Linked DNA regions of Homo sapiens: region 1 is linked to region 2. The links are chromatin loops, found by intact Hi-C in ENCODE. Cell type or tissue: dorsolateral prefrontal cortex. All regions are shown on one strand.

Region 1 (8,000 bases), 58 kb before region 2:
GCATCTGCATTACATTGCCTTGGTCATCACAATGAATAGAAAGCCTGATCACATAAACACACACAGACACACATACACACAAAACATACCATCTTCAGCCTTATGCTCTTTTTTTGTTATTATGGTAAAATATACATAATATGTATAACATAAATTTACCATTTTAACCATTTTTGAATGTACAGTTCGGTGGCATTAAATACATTCACATTCTTGTGCAACCAGCATTTTGTCCTCTAGAAGGTTAGTAAGTCCAGCCAAACAACTCTGATAAGACTTCAGTCAGATGAAGCTATCTTCTTGGGACCAGAAACCTGTAGAGTAAGATTCCAATAAAGTGGTCTTAACACTGCAGAATGAGTGGGCAGAGCAGCCATACTGGGGTGGAATTTGTTAGATGAGTTAAGATTTAACATTTTTTTGGGAGGCCAAGGTGGGTGGATCACCTGAGGTCAGGAGTTCCAGACCAGCCTGGCCAACATGGCGAAACCCCGTCTCTACTAAAAATACAAAAATTAGCCAGGGGTGGTGGTGCATGCCTGTAATCCCAGCTACTCGGGAGGCTGAGGTGTGAGAATCGCTTGAACCCAGGAGGCAGAGGTTGCCGTGAGCTGAGATCGCACCACTGCACTCCAGCCTGGGCGATAGAGCAAGACTCCATCTCAAAAAACAAAAACAAACAAACAAAAAGACTTAACATTTTTAATGGGTGCTAAAGGAAATGTGTATAGTCTGTTGCAAATATGTAAACACGTGGGCTGTTTTTTCTCTTCTGGACTCCATCCTACTCCGCCAATACCACCAACACCACCTTGGGAGACTTGATACGGTCTCCATACTTCCCAGACCATCCTTAGCACCAGAAGCCTCAATTCTTAGAGCAAAGGAGCCCTGGCTATTTTCCCTAGGCTGAGCAGGAACCATCTCAATGTATTCCTGTTGACATTTTTCTCCACTCCTTTCCTCTCTGTTTGTACCTTCCCCTCCACCCCACCCTGGAAGTACCTGCAAGTACCCAGCTCCTCCAGTCTGTCCCTGACCTATGCTCTGGATCCAGCTACTCCATGCATGGTCTGTTTACCAGCAGCAGCAACAGCACCTGGGAGCTTGTCAGAAGTGCACATTCATGGACTCACCCCACACCTACTAAATCAGAATATCTGGGGAGGTTGGAGGGTGGGCAGTAATCTGTGTTTTCACAAGCTCTCCAGGTGATCCTTATGCACAGTAAAGTTTGAGAGCATCTCTTAAAAACTTCAAGTGGTATAAATATAAACTGTTGAAGGCTTGTGCAAAGTAATCAAAGGGAGGAATTCTAGAAATGGAATATAAGAATTAAGGTAGGTCAGGCACAGTGGCTCATGCCTATAATCCTACACTTTGGGAGGCCAAGGTGGGAGGATCACTTGAGCTCAAGACCAGCCTGGGCAACATAGGGAGACCTTGTCTCTACAGAAAATACAAAAATTACCTGGGCATGGTGGCATGTACCTATGACCCAGCTACTTGGGAAGCTAAGCTGGGAGGATCACTTGAACCTGGGAGTTCAAGGCTGCAGTGACCCACGATCATGCCACTGCAAAAAAAATAAAAAATAATAATAAGAAGAATTAAGGTAATGAATGACACATAAAGAGGAGCTGAAGACACTCAGTCAGGCAGTGTTTGTCCTCAACCCCACTCATAGCTACAAGTCAGGAACAGTAGAAAGTTGTGGAGGACAAAGGAGCTATGGGATTTGCCCTTGCAGGAGGCCAACTGTGGGTGTGTGAAGGTGTGAGGTTGCATAGGACCTTTGCAGGAGATTCCACTAATATTGGTTATGTATATAAAAGACATGGTGCAGGAAGGGGGCAGGAGAGATCTAATTGCAATTCTCAGAGATGTCTATGGAAGTGTTCAGCAGTCTCTGGAGTTAGCAGAGAGAAAAAAACCCTTCAGTAACTGAAGACTAACAATAAGAGAGGCCTTTCTCCAAGAGGGGGGTGGAACATGGCCCCCTGACTGTGGCAGTAGAGAAACTCCACAGGGTGGAAATGGATGTTTTTCAGGGTTCGACGAGAACCTGGATGTGCAGGGGGAGTTGATTCTCCAGGATGCCTTTCAAGTGTGGGACCCGAAGTCGCTGATCCGGAAGGGGCGGGAGCGGCACTTGTTCCTCTTTGAGATCTCCTTGGTTTTTAGCAAGGAGATCAAAGATTCTTCAGGACACACGAAATATGTTTACAAGAACAAGCTACTGGTAGGTGGGGCAGGTGGGGTAAGACAAGACTCCCTGCTTTCATAGAACCCATGGGCAGGAAGGGATCTGGACACACTCATCTCATCTCCTCCCCGGCCTCCACACCAAAACCATCCTGGACAAATGAAAATGTCTCCTATTTGGAAAGCACCCCACTCACCTCCCACGTCTGCATTGTAGAGTTCACAGTTCTTCTTTCTGTTTGCTTTTAGCACCTCCCTCTTCACCTTCCCTCCCTGGTACCTGCTAATCAGGCACGTGCCTGTAGGTCCTTTCATCCTGGGTAGATGAACAGAATATCCAATCTGTTAAAGTTTGATTGACAGAAGCCCCTCCCTCGGTCCTCTCCTCTTTGTTGCCTTTCCCTTCCCACCCCAGCCCTAAGTTTCCCCACTGCCCTCCCCTTCCCCGCCTCTCATAGGCATTTCCTGTCTACAGACCTCAGAGCTGGGTGTGACCGAGCACGTGGAGGGCGATCCCTGCAAATTCGCCTTGTGGTCTGGGCGCACCCCATCCTCAGACAATAAAACAGTGCTGAAAGTAAGTACTGCTCTCTGCTAGGCACAAACTAGGGTTGGGGATAATAGAAGTGGGGGTGGGCAAGTGACACCTCAAAGCTAAGGCCCAGAGACTCTACTGAGCCATGGGCCTCTTTTGGGAATGGCAGCATCACGTGGGCATTGAGAAGCAAATTCTATCATGAAAGTAGACCCAGAATCTCAAAGACGCATGGTCTCCTCAAGTGCATGCACATGTGTGACCAAGAGGGAAGAAAGCAGGGAGTGGCTTGTGGGACCAGCTCAGCAAGGCCCGCTTAAACTGTGCTCTGTCCGTATCTCTTCCTTCAAGTGGCAAGAACAATTGACGCTTTGACAAAAGACACCTTGATTTGCTCCACATTCATTTGACATTTTTTCCTAAATAACTTCCGTGTAAAAGGTATAGTGCCTAGTGTGGTGGGGGATAACTATGTATAAGATATGGACCTTATTCCCTGGGAACCTACATTCTTGAACCCCTACTAAATCACATTAGCATGGGGACCATGCTGATGGAGAGAAATGTCAAGAGGGAGCCTTTCACCAGAAGACGGCCTTGAGGAGTCATTGCAGCTCTCTGGGGCACAGCAGTGATGTTAGCCTGTCTGAGCAGCGATAATGCAGATGATGAAGTTCCCAGCAGTCATTTGCTTGTCAGGAAAGTGCCCATCACCAAGGAAAAAATGGTCCAACCCCGACAAAAGCTTCACATGTATTCACTCTGAACTGCCAGCATAGCTGCTACCTGTTGTGAGGCAGAATTACCAGAAAAAAAATTCTACCAAGACAAATGGGATCATCATAAAATGATAGCAGTGCCTTTAGTTAACAGAGCTTGCCACAAACCCAGGACTGATTTCTAGTCAGTACAAGTCTGTGGAGCCATGCTAGGTGAACATCCTGACATATATCCATACTGATTGGGAAGTAGATGCTGCCCCTCCCAGTGCCCACCAGACCTCCCCAGGATCTAGCAACCCAGGTGTTAATCCCTGTCCCAGGGGGAACTTCCAGATACTGTTCCACCTCCAGGGCAGATATCAGGATTGGTCAGTGCCTTATGAGTTATGAAATACTTTGACAGTTACTCCCGTACAAGTAATTCTGCATTGAATCTTGAGGTCGGAGCACTGTTCTGGGAGTTGGAGAAGCCTGTTTCTGGTATTGAAGAGTCATAAGTATGAAATGAGAAATAAACTCCCCAGACATTTGGAATCCTTGAAAATAACAGATGAAGACTGCAGGAGGGTTGAGAACTGTTTTTGGTAAGGTGATGGGAGTTGGGGTTCTCAGTCTTTCTCCCTGTGGCACTCTAGGCCTCCAACATTGAAACCAAGCAGGAGTGGATCAAGAACATTCGAGAAGTGATTCAAGAAAGGATCATTCACCTGAAAGGAGCTTTAAAGGAGCCACTTCAGCTCCCCAAAACACCAGCCAAACAGAGGAACAATAGTAAGAGGTAACCAGCACCTCTCCCTCCAGCACTGCCTGCCTCACAGGCTTCCGGGTGCGGGAATGGGATGAATCTTTGCTTCTGAAGGGGGATGTGCCCAGCAGGTGGCACTCTCCAGGAAGGCCTGTGAGTTCTACCTAGGATGAGTCATCTGATCTTTAAGCATCTCACTAGTGTCAAATTCAGCAGGGCTTCATTGAGCACCTCTTATATGATAAACACTCTGCTAGGTTCTACAAGATAAAAGGAAGTGTAAGATGAGTCGATTCCCTTAAGAGCCATCTAATAGTCATGTCTGACACATGAAATAGACCAGAAGAACCACGTATAGGGATCATAAATTCTATAAGAATTCAAAGAAAGGGGACTTTAGATGAGTCCTAGAGTGGAGGAACTCTCTGGACTGGTTGGATAGTCAAAGGGCTTTGTGTACTGTAATGTGTGGAGTGGTGGTTTCATTGCAGGTCTTACTGCAACCCCCACAGAGACCTCACCTTCATTCACCTATGATAAGCAACGTCATTGGGCAGAAGAGGACTTATATCTTTCTGGATGCTTCTGAATCCCAGTTTCCTCTAAACCCATGGATGACTTCTTAAGTATTTCTTTCCCAAGTCTCCATGTGACACCTACACTTACAATGACTCTTTTGGGGGACAGTTCCAAAGAAAGCATACAAAAACTTCACGTACATTTTGAAGAAAAAAAAATGGGGTTCTAGCAGAGATGGCCATTGGTGATAACAGGTTCTTCCCTCCTCCCCTGTACCTGAATGGAATAAATCTGGAGGATTTAGTTGACCCTTAGGCACCAACCAGGACAAGCAGGGTAGGGAGCCATTTCAGGGCCTATGAAGCCGCAGCAGCATTGGTCCTGAGTGAGGTGGTAGCCAAAAGAAGGGTGTGACTATGGTGGAGAAACCTCCATGGGGCGGAAGCCCCAAGACCTGCATGACCAGGATAAGTTCACCTCCTCAGTGCTGCATGGACAAATTATAACTGCTCTGGTGAAGGGGTCATTTTGATGCCAGTTATCTATGTCCAGAGTCCAGGTAAGGAGGGGGTGGACTAAAGTCTAGCAGTGGAGACAGGCCATGCCTCAGGGAATCCCTACTTTAATAAATAAATTAGAAAGGAAACAATTACAAAGAAATGATGGTCTAGGATCATAGTGAAAGAGGATACTCAGGTGAGGCTGACTAGGCTTATTTACCCTGACATAGCCCCTTTTTCCTATAGTAGGAGAGTTTGAGCATTTCCAGAACATGGGAAAGGCATATCTTGGAAATGCCCCCACCTTTTCTCTGCTCCCACCTTTTCTCTTGTCCTACAATGGGTGGGTGAGAAACCTTGGCATACTCTGCAGAGAATAACCAAGCAGTCTTTAATTCCGTTATCTTGGATTCCTGGATATGGGGACAGTTTATAGAGGAGTTCATTGGTTGGGGAATACTACCCACAGTCCTAGGTGGCCTCCCCACATCCCCCCAGAAGTGGCTTCACCTGGAGTGGACCAGAAGGGCCCACCATGGGCCAGAATAGCGGGAAGCAGAAAGTACAGCCAGCTCTCAACTGTCTACACATGGTGGGGAGCGCTGGCCCAGATAATCCAAAACAACAGATGATCTAAAAGTCCTTTATTTTTGGTTTTGAAATGCGTCACATAAAGTCTTTTTACAGCAGATTTTCCTTCCTATGAATGTGTGGCTTATGTTATTAAAATAAATTGGCATTTCCCAAGCCCACAAATGATGGTGAGAGAGCAGTTGACTTAGAAATGTTCTGGATGGGAGAAAATACTTTTTATGATGAATAGACATTGTGTGTATACATGTGCACATGCATGGGTACTTGCATACACACACACATCCACATACATTCACACATACACCAGAGTGCAATCATTTAGACCCTTTGAGGTGAATTCGTTATTTGTGGCACTTTGTTCATGTGGTAGGATTCTCAGGCTTTCAGTTTCCCTGTCCCCTGATGCCATTACTTCTCCACAAGCAGCATCAGGGTATCTTTTATAAAAGCCCCCTGGGGAAAAGCTGTCATTTCCTGTGCTAATTCACCCAACTCCAACTCCACATCTCCCCCAGCTTTTCCTGGCACAGACCTTGCAGCCTTCATCAGTTTCCAGACATGCAATCCCTTTTGGCCATGGCTGTGGGCTTGGTACAGGATGGGGGCACAGTTCTACAGCTGGAGAGCTGAAAGAACATGGGGACAGCTGTGTGGTCCGGGGCCCAGGAAGGGGTCTAAATGCCAGGAGTGCACTCAGGAGATGGCCTTAGCTGACACACAGAAGCACAGCTGGCTCCAAAGCTGCTGTGGAACCTGTGACTGTTCACCAATCTTTGAGAAAATGCCTTGGCCTTCTGTATCGATAAGAAATCATTATAAACATGCATGAGATCCTCAAAACCCAGCCAGATGAAGGCAATAAATTCCTTCTCCACACCCAGGAGTTGAAGGTCTAATATCAGGAATTTCCCAAAGTTAATATCCCCTGGAGACAATATTCCACACAACCTGTTTTCTTGAACAGAAGAAACTCAAGTTTAAAAGAAATCTTGGCCGGGTGCAGTGGCTCACACCTGTAATCTCAGTACTTTGGGATGCCAAGGCGGGCAGATCACCTGAGGTCAGGAGTTTTGAGACCATCCTGGCCAACATGGTGAAACCACGTCTCCACAAAAAAATACAAAAATTAGCTGGGCATGATGGCAGGCACGTGGAAACCCAGCTACTTGGGAGGCTGAGGCAGGAGGATCACTTGAGGTGAAGGTTGCAGTGAGCCAAGATCATGCCAGTGCATTCCAGCCTGGGTGACAGAATAAGACTCCATCTTAAAAAAAAAAAAAAAAAAAAAAGAAGAAGAAATCTTGTCACTTCTGTTTTCTTTATAGGCCAGCTGTAAATGAACCCTCATCTTAATTACAGCATGTACAAAAACTTGAATACCCTGAATTTGGGATTATTAAAATGACCTAATCACCTGGATAGAAGCCTAGGCTCTAAGTAGGATATATATCTTCCTACTGCCTCTTACAGACCCGTTCCCAAGTGTGTGTATGTGTATGTATGTATATATATATATATATATATATATATATATATATATATATATATATACACACACATATATACATACATACACCCCCTCTGCAGCATGGGCTGGAGGAGTTTTGGGGAAGGGGGTCATTTTGCATTTAGTTATCAACATAGTGATTATGTGTTTACTAAGTGCAAGAAGTGACATCACTGAAAATCACATAGGGCCACTCTCTTTAGCAGGATAATTTTAGACAAATCCCTGCTAGAAAGTGCTGAGGCGCTGCTCTGCCCACCCAACCGGAAATCCTTGTGTGCTCTAAACCCACAGTGGTTCCCCCCACCCCCACCCCTGTTTTTTTTCTCTTCTTCCTGCAGGGATGGAGTGGAGGATATTGACAGCCAGGGGGATGGGAGCAGCCAACCAGACACCATCTCCATTGCTTCTAGGACCTCTCAGAACACAGTGGACAGTGACAAGGTAGGACAGAGTCCTAACCTTCCTTCCCCTGAGACTTCTTGATGGCTCAACCACCCCTGGAGAGGTACCCCTAGAGAATTTCTCTCACTATGGATCCTACCTTCAGGAGCCAGTTGTCTCTTTGTGCCAGCCAAGGAGGAAAGAACAGGGCTGGAGGAGGCATGTCCCAGCACGAGATCTGGTCTGAGGGGATGGAAGACTGCGGTGGTTCAGGCTGACCTCTCACACT
Region 2 (8,000 bases):
ACCTGTAATCCTGGTAATTTGGGAGGTGGGCAGATCATTTGAGCCCAGGAGTTCAAGACCAGCTCTGGCAACATAGTGAGACCCCCATCTCTCAAAAAAAAAAAAAAAAAAAAAAATTAGCCAGGTATAGTGGCATGTACCTTGTAGTCCCAGCTACTTGGGAGGCTGAGCTGGGGGGATCACTTGAACCTGGCAGGTCAAGACTGCAATAAACCGTGGTCATGCCACTGCACTCCAGCCTGGGTGATAGAGTGAGACCTTATGTCAATAAAAAGAGTGAGAGAGAGAGAAAGAAAGAAAGGCAGACAGTGGTGATTTTAACAGTGACTTCATATGGACTCCAATATAGAAGAGGGTTGTTGTGGAAGCTGGGTTGGGGGTTAGGGAAAGAGAAGTACAAAATCAGAATGCCTCCTTCACCATGGAAACCTTGTACCCTCACAATATAGGGGATGGTCTTAGACCCAAAAGCGCCCAGTGTGGATCCATCTTAGATGCAGCTGAAAGGAGAGAGGGAGTGTCTCGGAAGGATCTCTTGTAGGTCTCAGAGTCTAGTGAAGCCTTTTCAGGGAGATGAGAAGCAGGTGGAGGAGGCTGGTAAAAATGCAGTTTAGGAAGGTCTTAGCTGTGAGAGAACTTCGAGAATACAGAGACATCCTGGCCCATATATGCTGGGGATACATGTCTGTGGGCTTGGGGCAGGTATTTGGGAACTACATTCTGTCCTGGCTGTGAATCCAGAGGCAGAATACTCACACGGATTTGTTGAATGAATGAATGAGCGAATGAATGAACAAAGAACTTGAAGTCAGCCTTAAAGGAGAACTTTCTATGCAGTCTCTTCCTTTTAGAAACCAAATTGGTTTGAAGTCGACCAAAACCCTCCAGAAGGGGTGGTCAAAGCACCGGGAGAGGAGCACCTCTTTTTTAAATTCCATTTTAATTTATTTTAATTTATTTTAAATTTTATTTATTTATTTTTATAGAGGCAAGGATCTCACTGTGTTGCCCAGGCTGGCCTCGAACTTCTGGCCTCAAGCTATCCTCCTGCCTGGGCTTCTCAAAGTGCTGGGATTGTAGGTATAATCCACTGTGCCAGGCCAAAATAATTTTTATTTATTTAGTATTTTTTACAGACAAGGTCTCGCTTGGTCATCTAGGCTGGAGTGCAGTGGCACAATCGTAGCTCACTGCAGCCTCCAACTCCAGGGCTCAAGCAATCCCCCCACCTCAGCCTCCTGAGTAGCTGGTTCTACAGGCTCATACCACCATGCCAACTAATTTTTTTATTTTTGTAGAGGCAGGGCTGTGTTGCCTGGGCTGGTCTTGAACTCTTGGCCTGAAGCAATCCTCCTGCCTGGGCCTCCCAAAGTGCTAGGGTTATAGGGCATGAGCCACCATGCCCAACCTGTACCCAGAGTGACTGTCTCTAGATTGGAATCCAATATATTGCCTGTAGCTAAAGTCCCAGGAGAGCAGGAAGGGAGAAAGGATATCTGATGGTTACAATGTGGCTCCCCTGTCATGATGCTGGTTATGGTTGTGCCCCTCCCCACCCCCCAGCTACCCCCTTACCCCTATGTATACCAAACCTTTTGGCTCAAGCAGGGGACTCTCTTTTTTTTCTCTTACATGTACCAAACATGTTGTGAGGTTGATACTACCGACCATCTCCATAGCTAAGAGCTCATTCTTCTCCCTGTTTGCTAAAATGGGGGCATAGGAGCCTTCTCACAGGGGCAATTTCCAGGTTTTCTATAACTTGCCCAAGTGTTCCTCCAGGTTCTGATTTTTCCTAAAGATAAAAAGAAATTTGCTCTCCATCTAAGCACTGCCACAAGGAACTCTCAGCGAGTGTGGTTGGTATTCCCAAGGGCCTAAGTTTTCATCACCAAGTCCTTGTTCACTTTCTTTTTTATAATATTTTGTCCAGGACATATTTCAAGTCAAGCTGGCTCTCTCTAGCTACCAAACTCATAACTACAGGGGAAGGGGTACAGGAAAGAAAGAACTGTAAAAATTTATAAGATAAGTAGAACTTTCTCTGCTTTCTCTGAAACTATCTGGCTGCTCTCAATCCATATTGGTATGGTTGACTTATATTTAAAGGAGGATAAAATTGCCCTCTCTTCCCAGTTTTTGGAGGGTCTGCCATCTTGACTTTGTATTTTGCCATAGCTATTAAATCTTAAATCTAGCCCAAATATTCTAATGGGACCTACATTTTAATTATCTCCCATACTATCTAGCCCCCATCTCTTACAGCTATCAAATGGAAGGCAAAACTGTCCAATTCTTCTGAACCCTCTCTGCTCAGCACCACTGAGCCATTCAGCAGGAAAATGGGACAGAAGGTCTAGAAGGGAGTATTCCATGTGACCTCAGTGGCTCAATCACACCAAATAATAACAACAGCCATTAAGTAGGTATCAAGTGTTCACATGCATTATAATCTTTTTGTTTTATTTTGTTTGAGATGGAGTTTCACTCTTGTTGCCCAGGCTGGAGAGCAATGGTGCAATCTCAGCTCACTGCAACCTCCACCTCCTGGGTTCAAATGATTCTCCTGCCTCAACCTCCCAAGTAGCTGGGATTACAGGCATGTGCCACCACGCCCGGCTAATTTTTGTATTTTTAGCAGAGATGAGGTTTCATCATCTTGGCTAGGCTGGTCTCATACTCCTCACCTCAGGTGATCTGCCTGCCTCAGCCTCCCAAAGTGCTGGGATTATAGGCATGAACCACCGTGCCTGGTCCCATGCATGATAATCTTTAATTGAAACAGCAGCCCTATTAAGTTGGTACTTATCTTAATCTTTTTGAATGAGGAACTGAACTGAGTGTTCTAATATTATTGACGAGGAACTGAAGCTTAGAAAGAGAACTTATATCTTTAACATTTCTACAGTAACACAGCTAACAGCTAGTCAGTGGTGGAACTTGAATTCAAACTCAGGGCTGCTGAGTTCAAAACCCAGATTATAAATCACCATGATGTAGTCTATAAGCTCCTAGACTTACCAATTCCCTCAGCCTCCTCTATCTTGCCACTGCCAACTGAAACACAGATTATGGACTAGAAATACTGACTTTTTTTTAAGGAAAGAAAACCCCAAGAAGCCAACACACACACACACACACACACACACACATAATCACACACACACATAATCTCACACACACACAATCACACACACACACACACAAAATCTCACACACACATACACGGGTCCTTCTGACTAATGCCAAACACAGAGCTCTGGGATGCCTTATTGTTGAAACAATGCCATAAAATAGGAGAAAAGTGATAAAACTAAGAAGCCACTCTAAAAATGACTATTCAGTAAGCCAAATAGGGAATACTGTTTTATTTTAGTTTTATAGTATATACATATATACACAAAAGTTTTATAATATATACATATATACACACAAGCCATCCAAAATATGTCCTTCTCACCGCTTCAGTGTTAAAATGTGTAAGATGAACAAAATTAGTCCCAGGAAGGGGACATCACTGTAGAAATCACTGTGAAAGAATGTGAGAGAGGTGGGGAATTGAGAGTTGTACTTGACCTCCAAAAGCAGGAAAGACAGGGTCTGGAGAGGAAAAGGGAAACAATTGAGATGGAACATTGCCCATCCATGGAAATCCAGAGGCAGAAATGGCCAGGACACATTTGGGGCACCCTCAAGAGATCAAGCAGATAAAATACACAGACAAGTAGTGGAAGCTGGGGTTGAAGAAGTGGGTGGGGAAGTGTTATGAAGGGCTTTGAATGCCAGGACAAGGATGGCAGAGCCCATGTAAATTCTGAAATAAGAGAGTGTTATGAGAAGAATGGACAGTGGGAGAGACCAGTTAATGAGGAGACACCTGCAGAAATGGAGAGGCAGGTGATGAACACCTGGATGAGCATAGGGGCTTCCAAGAGACAAAGGAAAGACTTAATAGCTTTGCAGGACTAAGTGATAGATCAGACATAAGGGGTAGAGAAAAGAGTCTCTCTCAAATGACTACAGTTTCTCCAAAAATATTTTGAGATTGGGATGGACAGGTAGTTCATCTGGGCTGAGCTATAGTGGAGGGAGCCGGAAGGGAGGAAGAGGAAGAGGCCTGGTACAGGGTAAGGGAAAGAGAATCTGCAAGACTGGGCCCCGATGCTACCTAGTTTTGTGATCAGATCCCATTACTTGCCCTAGTCTCTGCTTTCTCATTTCTAAAATTAGGAATTTCATCCAGGAAACATGTATTGGGCCCCCAATATGTGCCACCTACTGTATGCAATTTTTTTTGTCTTATATTTCCTCTGAGGGCTGGTGGTTGCCCTAGCCAGTGTAGTATGAGTCTCTTTGGGACCAGTCTTCTGATCAAGGAACCCAAGCACGTGTTTCCTTTAGAAAAGCCTAGCTTTTGCTTCCCTCTAGTGGCTACTTAGTGCCACTAGACCTCTGCCTTTACTCTTTTTGTCCCTGGAGAGCCAGTCTGAATTGAAAATTAAGAAGTTAAGACCAGGCGCAGTGGCTCACGCCTGTAATCCCAGCACTTTGGGAGGCCGAGGTGGGCAGATCATGAGGTCAGGAGATCGAGACCACCCTGGCTAACACGGTGAAACCCCGTCTGTACTAAAAATACAAAAAATTAGCCGGGCGTGGTGGTGGGCGCCTGTAGTCCCAGCTACTCGGGAGGCTGCGGCAGGAGAATGGCATGAACCCGGGAGATGGAGCTTGCAGTGAGCCGAGATCGCACCACTGCATTCCAGCCTGGGTGACAGAGCAAGACTCCGTCTCAAAATAAATAAATAAATAAATAAAAAGTTAAGATGGAGCTGGATCATAAACCATGCACATGTTCAAGGGAACAGTACAAAGTGTTCCCTAGAGGGCATGTCATGATGGTTGGTATCCAGAGAGGATGGTGAGAGGAGGAGACAAAGGAGGCATGATGTCATGAACCAGAGGTGAGGCATGGGGAAGCAGTCAGTCCCAAAGCAAAACCAACCAACAATAGCAGATGGGAGCAGAAAATCACATTAGGACTCACCCAGTAAGTGGGTTAACCTGAGCAAATGGAAAGTATGGGGTCATAGATAAAGGCCTGTCTTTACACTGAAGAAGGTAAGGTCAGGGATAAGGGGAAACCCTAACAGTAATTTGCTGAGGGCAAAAACTTGACATGAAGATGCTTTAAGATGCTGGGAACCCTTTCCGTTGCTGATACCAATTCTACTCATTGCTGGGCACATGTGCTGGATCTGGGGTGGTGCCAGCACAGCTGGAGATGGGCTCATGTTGGTGGTGCTCAGCAACTGACCTAGAAAGAGGCAGATGCTCGAGGGTCCTGCTGGCTCCTAGCTAAGCGGGCGTGAAGATGTTATTGACTGTTGCAGCCAAGGGAGGGCTCACAAACTAACAAGATAAACAGCTCTGAGAAGACACAACCACAGCAGTAGCAAGTGGAGCAATGGACTGAGGCAGCACTGGTAAGAGCCAATCACTTTCTGAGGGACCCCATTCCCCAACCCTGGGCCAGCATCCCTCATTTCTCCTGTTGTCACATTCAGCATGCATACACGTGATGTGTGTCTCCTTAGAGACTGTAAGCATGGTGCAGGTAGGGACATCACAGCTGTCTCCCTGACTGCTGTATGCCCCATGCCCAGCACAGCAGCTGGCTGGTGAAGAAGAATAAGTGCATGGATGAGGAGGCTGGACTCATTAGGCTTGGAGTCCTGCCTTTGCAGTTAGCTATTAGGATGCAATCTTTAGCTAGTCATTTTACCTCTCTGAGCCTCAATTTCCTCATCTATAAAATTGGATGATAATGCCAACCTTATGAGATCTATGAGGGTCAGATGATGTCTATGAAATAGTTTATAAACTATAAAGGGCCATACAGATGTTAATTATTATCTTAGTCTGCCTGAGGATGAAAAATTAACAAGATGTCTGCTGACATTTCTTCTGGCCTGAGAGACAGTGACCAGGAGTATTTGCTTTCTGAATCAAAGCATTTAGAATGCGCTGTTTCTTCTGAACACGAATCTGTAAGTCACCCCGCTCCCAGCCAGACCCCTTACAGAGGCAGGTTGTTCCCCTCTCAGGTGCTCCGCATGTGCCCTCTTCCCATCTCCAGTCCTGGCAGACAGGCTGCCCGTCCCCAGATTACCTAACAATAATTAGACCAACCAGAGTTTCCTGGTCAACCAGAGGAGAGCTTGGCCTCTTTCCAGGAATTAGTTTGCCAGGTTTCTATGTGTGACTGGATACCTTGACCTCCACCCTACAACCACAGTGTAAATAAACATGTATTATCTACCCTGATTTGGCAACCAGTTCCAAGAATTCTCTTCCCAGTCTGATTCCAATCTGTTGTTTCTCTAGGATGCCCAGTATAGGAAGAGCAGAAAGTCACATCCGTGGCCCTACAAAGGGAAATTATAGCCTAAATTTAGGGTACTAAATCTTTGAACCGTGGGTTTGGGAATAGTTTACTATTTTTTTCTTTCTAGTCTGCCAGATTATCTCAAGATATGTCATTAAGGGTGCTTTGGAAATTGATTTATTTTTGTTTGTTTGTTTTTTGAGATGGAGTTTCACTCTTGTCGCCCAGGCTGGAGTGCAGTGGTGCAATCTCTGCTCACTGCAACCTCCGCCTCCCAGGTTCAAGTGATTCTCCCACCTCAGCCTCCCAAGTAGCTGGGATTGCAGGCGCCCGCCACCATGCCCGGCTAATTTTTGTATTTTTGGTAGAGACAGGGTTTCACCATGTTGACCAGGCTGGTCTCGAACTCCTGACCTCAGGTGATCTGCCTACCTCGGCCTCCTGATGTGCTAGGATTACAGGCGTGAGCCACCGCGCCCAGCCCTGGAAATGGATTTCTACTCCCTCGACACAAGATATCAGTGCAAGAAAACACATCTCAAGTGCATGCCAAGTTATGATTACTGGATAAACAATATATAACATCTATTAAGCATGTAATGCATATCAGGGTTTACCTGTGTTAATGTAATCCTTCCAATAACTCTATATGGCAGGAATTAATATGATTCCTACTTTACAGATAAGGAAAATGAGCCAAAGAGAGACTAATTAACTTGCTCCAGATGATACAGATAGTAGCGATTGAGACAGATTCAAACCTAAGCAGTCTAGCTCCAGACCCAGTAATCCACAGAAAGGGAAATGGTTACCCACATCTGAATAACTGAGGTTTGATGACATTTTGCACTTCTGTGAAAATCGTCTCTGGTCTTTGGCCTGGTTTCCTCTGAAGCTCAGTTTTCCAGTGTTGCACAGTCCATACAGTAGACAATTTGCAGGAATGCCTGGGGCTTTCAGAGAAGCCCGTAACTTCTTCTCTCTCTCTAACCATGAATTGCTCTTTTTGATCAGGTTTCACCCAGCCACCTCTCCTCCCTCTTCTATAGGTAGCCTTGGGATTTTCAGAATCATGTCTATGAGCTCTTTCCTCCTTCCAAAGCTATAGGGTGTGTTGCAGGAAATGCCTTCCTGTGCAAGCACAATCAAAACAGCAGTATAGACAGCCTCAGTTAAGCACAAAGGAGCCAGGAGATGCCTCCCTGTAGACAGGACAGTTGGACAGTTACCTCCAGCCTGAGGGTCAGTGTTGCAGAGGCAAAGTTGCCAGTGGGTTAATCCTCCCAGCCGCATCTCTATTGACAACTTGTGTGGGTTCCCCAGGGGCAATGAGATGAAGATAGAAGGGAGAATAAATACCAGTTGCTACTACTGCCTCTTCTTTCCCCGAGGAGAGTATGGCTCTGCCCTTCTCACCCAAACTTGAGTCAGTGTCTAGTTAGATGTTCTCTGAAGCCTAGGCAGGGAGTACAGAGATAAAGAACAGGCACAGGCCAGGCACCGTGGCTTACGCCTGTAACTCTAGCACTTTGGGAGGCCAGGGTGGGAGGATCACTTCAGCCCAGGAGTTCGAGACCAGCCTGGGTAACATGGCGAAACCCCATCTCCACTAAAA

What was found. Peaks named below come from ENCODE experiments on the same cell type or tissue, not always from the same donor. Only the 100,000 strongest peaks of a DNase experiment are listed, where the experiment ranks them.
Region 1: it touches region 2 in a loop (2.3-fold over the local background); 76 of 110 quality-filtered maps call a loop at or near these places.

The regions. Positions count from the first base shown.
Region 1 is chr3:124,488,643-124,496,642 of GRCh38, forward strand. It overlaps KALRN (kalirin RhoGEF kinase), which reads left to right. Exons shown (of 60, transcript NM_001388419.1): 30 at 2,052-2,242; 31 at 2,681-2,782; 32 at 4,098-4,240; 33 at 7,669-7,771. Among named protein-coding and RNA genes, the nearest start is that of MIR6083, 120 kb to the left of the region's middle. RefSeq lists an enhancer at 2,038-3,237. In dorsolateral prefrontal cortex, a CTCF peak has its summit at 4,349 (motif pointing right); a DNase peak (open chromatin) is centred at 4,319; H3K27ac peaks cover 1,485 bases.
Region 2 is chr3:124,546,198-124,554,197 of GRCh38, forward strand. All of the region lies in intron 33 of KALRN (kalirin RhoGEF kinase), which reads left to right. The region is part of intron 3 of LOC105374076 (a long non-coding RNA gene); the gene reads right to left. Among named protein-coding and RNA genes, the nearest start is that of MIR6083, 180 kb to the left of the region's middle. In dorsolateral prefrontal cortex, a CTCF peak has its summit at 4,429 (motif pointing left); no DNase peak of the experiment used is centred here.